Regions from separate parts of the Homo sapiens genome. Here region 1 is linked to region 2. A link is a contact called in ENCODE Hi-C or POLR2A ChIA-PET data. All regions are on one chromosome and are shown on one strand. Each heading gives the region's core, a stretch centred on a gene start or an enhancer-like site at or near the end of the contact. The rest is flanking DNA. Distances are from core to core; before and after follow the strand shown.

Region 1 (2,700 bases), core at 46-2,545, 54 kb after region 2:
CCAGTGGTTAGAAGTAGAAATGGCAGTTCAAGGAAACAAGCAAAAACACAGAGCCAAGCAAAAGGGAACCAACCTCTGTATTTCTCATGGTTTTAAAGAATCTAGGCTACCTTTTTAACTTGATTTTTTACTTAAAAATTCAGAGGTTTTTGGCTGGGCGCAGTGGCTCATGCCTATAATCCCAGCACTTTGGGAGGCCGAGGTCAGCAGATCACCTGAGGTCAGTTCGAGACCAGCCTGACCAACATGGAGAAACCCCGTCCCTACTAAAAAATACAAAAATTAGCCTGGTGTGGTGACAGGCGCCTGTAATCCCAGCTACTTGGGAGGGGGAGGCAGGAGAATTGCTTGAACCCGGGAGGCAAGGTTGCAGTAAACTGAGATCGCACCACTGCGTTCCAGCCTGGGCAACAAGAGCGAAACTCCGTCTCACACACACACACACACACACACAAAATCCAGAGGTTTTTAACCTGGGGTCCATGATTGGCCTTCAGGGGTCTATACATTTCCAGAAACTATATGCAGAATTTTATGCACAGGTGCATGTTTCTGAATTTCTCCAAAGGGTCAGTGACCTCAAAATGGTTAAGAACTATAAACTCAGCCCCTAGGACTCACAGCTCAACAACCAACACTGTCAGACAGTCATGTAATACGAGGTCTAAATTAGTAGGCTTGACAGCACTCATGTTTCAATAAAATTCAAATGTTACATCTGATCTTATTTGGTCAATACTCACATCTTGGTTTTCTTGAAAAAGTACCAGATACTCTGACAGATGCTGTTTAATAAACTTTTTGATGATTTCCTGTTTGATCCTGGGATCTAGAATATTAGCAACCAGACATGCATCTCGTAGAACATTGCTGGGTCCTCCTGGTCTCTAGTAAAACAAACATGTACCAGGTGAAAAGCCAGAAACAACCTTTAAACCTCATGGCTTCTCACAGCCACTACTTGTTATCTCTACGCATTGTCAGTCTTACTCCTGCTCCTTCACACTCATTCTTTCTGCTGTGGCTGGATCTGTCAGTTACCTGCTGCTCCTCGAGGATGGAATCCTTACACTCGTTTTACAGCAAGCGACAGAAAAACTACCCTGTGAATCTGCAATGAGATATTTTGGGAAATGGGCAGTAATGATCACGGGAAATTTGACTTTCTGCAAACCAAAACTGAAAGAGATCTAAAAGTCAGAATGCCACTGGTCTCTGATGTCGCAAGATGCTGCTGAAGAGGCCTAAGAGTGGGAATGCCACCAGCCTCTCTCCTAAGAGTTGGAATGCCACCAGCCTCACTCCACATGTGCCACTCTTCCCTGACTCCAACCTCTGGGATTCCTGTTCTTAAAGTGCTATGTTTTTGCCAAATAGTGTGGTCTCCCTTAACACATAAAACCAGGTTCCAAGCCACGACATGTGTTTCACAATAGTGAACTACCTAGAAAGGCAGCCAAAGAGAAAATGCTGTGATACTGGCCTCCTGACCTGAGCGAACACTGGAAAGATACCAGGCGCTGTACTGACGCATCACGACGGGAAGGTCTTTGTTACCAAAAGCAATTCAATGACCAAAGTTTTGCTGAGACTTTCTTTACAGTACGTCACTGAGTGAACATGACTGGCTAAGTGGACTACAGTAAAAAGAACACTTGGAATCTACTCCTGGCTTGGCTAAAAAGCCATGCATGTAGCTTTGGAGCACTTGCTCACCTCATATGAAAAATAATAGACTTTAGGTGATAAGTAAGGTTCTTCTAAATCTTTATTTTTTGTCAACTCTTTCCAATTCCACCCATCTCAACTGAAGTTCCACGCTTCTAAAGTGTTATATAAGCTGCCTGAGACCTGAGTTTTTAAAATGTTGACTTACTCCATGCTGAGTGGTTTTTATGTCATCTGCTGAACACCCTAACTTCTCAATTCTCACTTCAGGATGAAAGTGACCTGATAGAGAAGTCATAGATGCCAAAACCTATGGGTTCACGGGTTCAGATTTTTTCATTTACAAAGAGTTTACTAGGTTGTGCCTTGGAAAAATTTTTAAAAATCTTAATTCCCACTTGTGAAATGGAAATAGTAACACAAGGCCTTTAAGAAAAGCCCATAGTCTTTAAAAAGAAAACTAGGCTGGGAGCGGTGGCTCACGCCTGTAATCCCAGCACTTTGGGAGGCCAAGGCAGGCAGATCATGAGGTCAGGAGATCGAGATCCATCATGGCTAACATGGTGAAACCCCATCTCTACTAAAAAAAAATACAAAAAAATTAGCCAGGCGTGGTGGCGGGTGCCTGTAGTCCTAGCTACTCAGGAGGCTGAGGCAAGAGAATGGCATGAACTCGGAAGGTGGAGCTTGCAGTGAGCCGAGATCGCACCACGACACTCCAGCCTGGGCAACGGAGCAAGACTCCATCTCAAAAAAAAGAAAAGAAAAGAAAACTAAAAACAAAACAAAAAAAAAACCACACACACACACACACACACACACACACACACACACGAAGTCACTATGCCAGAGAAAAGGGAGGCATGTTGTTAAAGAGAACCATTTTAATTTCATCTGCCCGGTGGAATCTGGGAAAAAAAATATAAAGCAGGCCTCTTCTAAACAATAAAGATGGGCTTCATCCACATCTTCCTGAAACTTCTAGAAACTGAAATGAGTGGCTGGGCATGGTGGCTCATGCCTGTAATCCCA
Region 2 (2,700 bases), core at 179-2,678:
ATCACCACTCCCTAATCTCAAGTACCCAGGGACACAAACACTGCGGAAGGCCTCAGGGTCCTCTGCCTAGGAAAACCAGAGACCTTTGTTCACTTGTTTATCTGCTGACCTTCCCTCCACTATTGTCCTATGACCCTGCCAAATCCCCCTCTGTGAGAAACACCCAAGAATGATCAATAAAAATAAAAATAAAAATAAAATAAAATAATCAACAATGGTAATTAGTTTACAGACAGATGCTAGGCTCTAGAAAAGCATGAGTTCTAGTCTAACAAAAGTTATTAGAGGGAACTCAGGAGAATGGGCAGATATGGAGTCACCAGTAACTTCCCTGATGGAGAACGCCATAGAATGGGGTAAAGAAAGTGCCTATGTAGAAATTTCTTTTGCAAGAGTCAGCCAGAGGAAATCACTAAATGCCAAGGGTAGAAGACAGACTAACCTCCTCTTTGAACATAAATAAAAATTGAGAAAGCCATTTAAAGGATGTAAGGACGGCTTAGCCCAACCTGCTAGTGGCCATCCCCACTTCCTGCCTCCTCCCTGAGTACTGGCTCTGCAGTCCTCCTACTGCTACTTGGCTTTTGGCTGGGGCAGATGCTGCCGGAACTTTCCCTTGGCAGGTGGGAGGCTGGGGAGATGAGAAGGTGGACCCCATGCCAGGCTCAAGAGAAATCTGGCCACACTGACAAGGCCACCCACCCACATAGGAGTCCTGAAAAAGATGAGAGGGATGGCAGGGCAGGCACTGTTCCTGAGCACCATTTACTGTGTGCTGAAGGTGAAAATGCCACCTCTTCTCCTCCTCGCCACAAAGTCCATGAGGTCGGCCTTATGATCCTCACAGTGTAGAGGGGCTAGCTAGGAGCATGCTCAAGGTCCCAGCCTAGCAAGCGCGAAGCCTCACATCTAGGTATGTCTGGGATCAGGCCCACGCTCTTTCCACCACACTGTGTTGCGTCTCTGTCATCTGGGAAGTTATGAATGGTCTCATGCTTTCTGAGTTAGAGCTACAGCAAAAGTAGTAATGTGCACAAAACCAGTCCCCACCTGAGTTCCTTCTCCAGCCTCAGGATTCTTTGAAGGGAAGAAGCAGTTCCTAGAACTCCTTGAAATTACACTCAAAATAGTGTGTGCATGATATGGATTTTTTTGACAAGAGCGTCGATGCTTTCCATTGGGTTCTTAAAAAGGATCTATGACTTTAAAATGGTTAATAACGAGTGCGTTGGGCATTATTTTGTCTGACTATCTCTCTTGACAGATAAGGAAATGGAGTTCTTTGAACTCTATTTTCTACTTTGAGTTACAGTGTTTATTCTGCAGGAACAGCAGCACAGCCTGCGCAGTATCTGCTCCTTCCTTAGTGCTGCGGAAACTTCCTAGTGAGGCCAAACAGCAGGGTAAGTGGCCAGCACTTCATTTTTCACAGGAAAATGGAGAGTCCCCAAGGAAGGGAGGCCTGGCTCCTTGCCCAAAGTATCATGAACAATGAGTATACTTTGTATAAATCAAGGCCATGTGAAAAGAGTGGATGCCAGAATTACAATAACTCAGAAAAATGACCCTTTAAACCAGGTAGGTTTTGGGAAAGGATGTGGCTACCTCAGACATGTGCTTTAAACCCTGGGCCTTGGCTGGGCGCGGTGGCTCATGCCTGTAATCCCAGCACTTTGGGAGGTGGAGGTGGGCTGACCTCTTAAGCCCAGGAGTTCGAGACCAGCCTGGGCAACATGGCAAAACTGCGTCTCTACAAAAAATACAAAAATTAGCCAGGTGTGGTGGTGTGTGCCTGTAGTCTCAGCTACTTGAGAGGCTGAGTAGGAAAGACTGCTGAAACCCAGGAGGTTGAGGCTACAGTGAGTCCTGATCACGCCTCTGTACTCCATCTTAGCTGACACTGAGACCCCGTCTCAAAAATAAATAAATAAAAATAAACCCTGGACCCAGTAACTTTTAAGCCTTTTAAAACGAAAAATTTGGGTTAAGAGAAGATGGGGCTTTGGCTGAAAAGAGTCATCCAGGGGGGTTCCTCAAAGACCTGTGACTCTAATAGGCAAATAACCAATCCTTTTTCCTGCCCCTCAGGGGTGTCTTAGTAACTTCCTGGAGGCAAACTGTGAATGTAGAAGACAGGGTGCTCTCAAGGACAAAGAGGCAGAAGTCCCCACTGTACCTCGGTGTGCCTGCTGGGCACGTGCCCACTGGGCAAGAGCAAGGGCACTACTGGGTCTTTGCAAGGCAAATGACGGCAAGGCAACTTGCCTTTGGTGGTGGGCTGATGGGGAGACTTCCATTTGATGATGGAGAAGCTACTGGGCAAGTTCATTTTCTGAGATTTTAATATGAAGTACTTTGTAATCGGGCATGAAAAGCATAGAAGCAGTCCATAAAATCACGTGAGTGAATAATACAGTTCCATGTGAAGTTTCTAATTGAAACATTGTCTTACTGTTACGGTTTAAGAAACATGTTTGAAACTAAGAATGTGCTCACCCATGATAGAAGCATTAAAAACAAGGGGAGGGGTGAAGTGCAATCAGACCTAAATGCGTAAATGCAACCCCAGAGAGCCTCCCTAAAAACCTAATACGTTCCCAGAGAACTTCCCTCAGAACCTAACGCGTTCCCAGAGAACTTCCCTCAGAACCTCAATGCGTTCCCAGAGAATGTCCCTCAGAACCTAATGTGTTCCCAGAG

Evidence for each region. A loop is a pair of places that touch in the nucleus more often than their neighbours do. ChIA-PET counts read pairs that join two places held with the same protein, here RNA polymerase II (POLR2A). Pooled maps may share reads with other maps.
Region 1: a map of Right ventricle myocardium inferior shows a loop between it and region 2 (2.4-fold over the local background). The contact joins two enhancer-like sites. A Hi-C loop is called at or near these places in 6 of 168 maps with a recorded cell type or tissue (CD14-positive monocyte, CD4-positive, alpha-beta T cell, Right ventricle myocardium inferior and 3 more) and 3 of 50 pooled maps. POLR2A ChIA-PET finds 5 or more read pairs at or near these places in 2 of 52 experiments (activated B cell and naive thymus-derived CD4-positive, alpha-beta T cell).

The regions. Positions count from the first base shown.
Region 1 is chr17:627,345-630,044 of GRCh38, forward strand. It overlaps VPS53 (VPS53 subunit of GARP complex), which reads right to left. Exons shown (of 22, transcript NM_001128159.3): 9 at 744-887. Among named protein-coding and RNA genes, the nearest start is that of VPS53, 86 kb to the right of the region's middle. Within about 2 kb of position 1,296, at least 6 of the 41 ENCODE cell types and tissues checked have a DNase peak (open chromatin) inside an H3K27ac peak, as active enhancers do.
Region 2 is chr17:572,848-575,547 of GRCh38, forward strand. The region is part of intron 13 of VPS53 (VPS53 subunit of GARP complex); the gene reads right to left. Among named protein-coding and RNA genes, the nearest start is that of VPS53-AS1, 51 kb to the left of the region's middle. RefSeq lists an enhancer at 1-266. Within about 2 kb of position 1,429, at least 4 of the 41 ENCODE cell types and tissues checked have a DNase peak (open chromatin) inside an H3K27ac peak, as active enhancers do.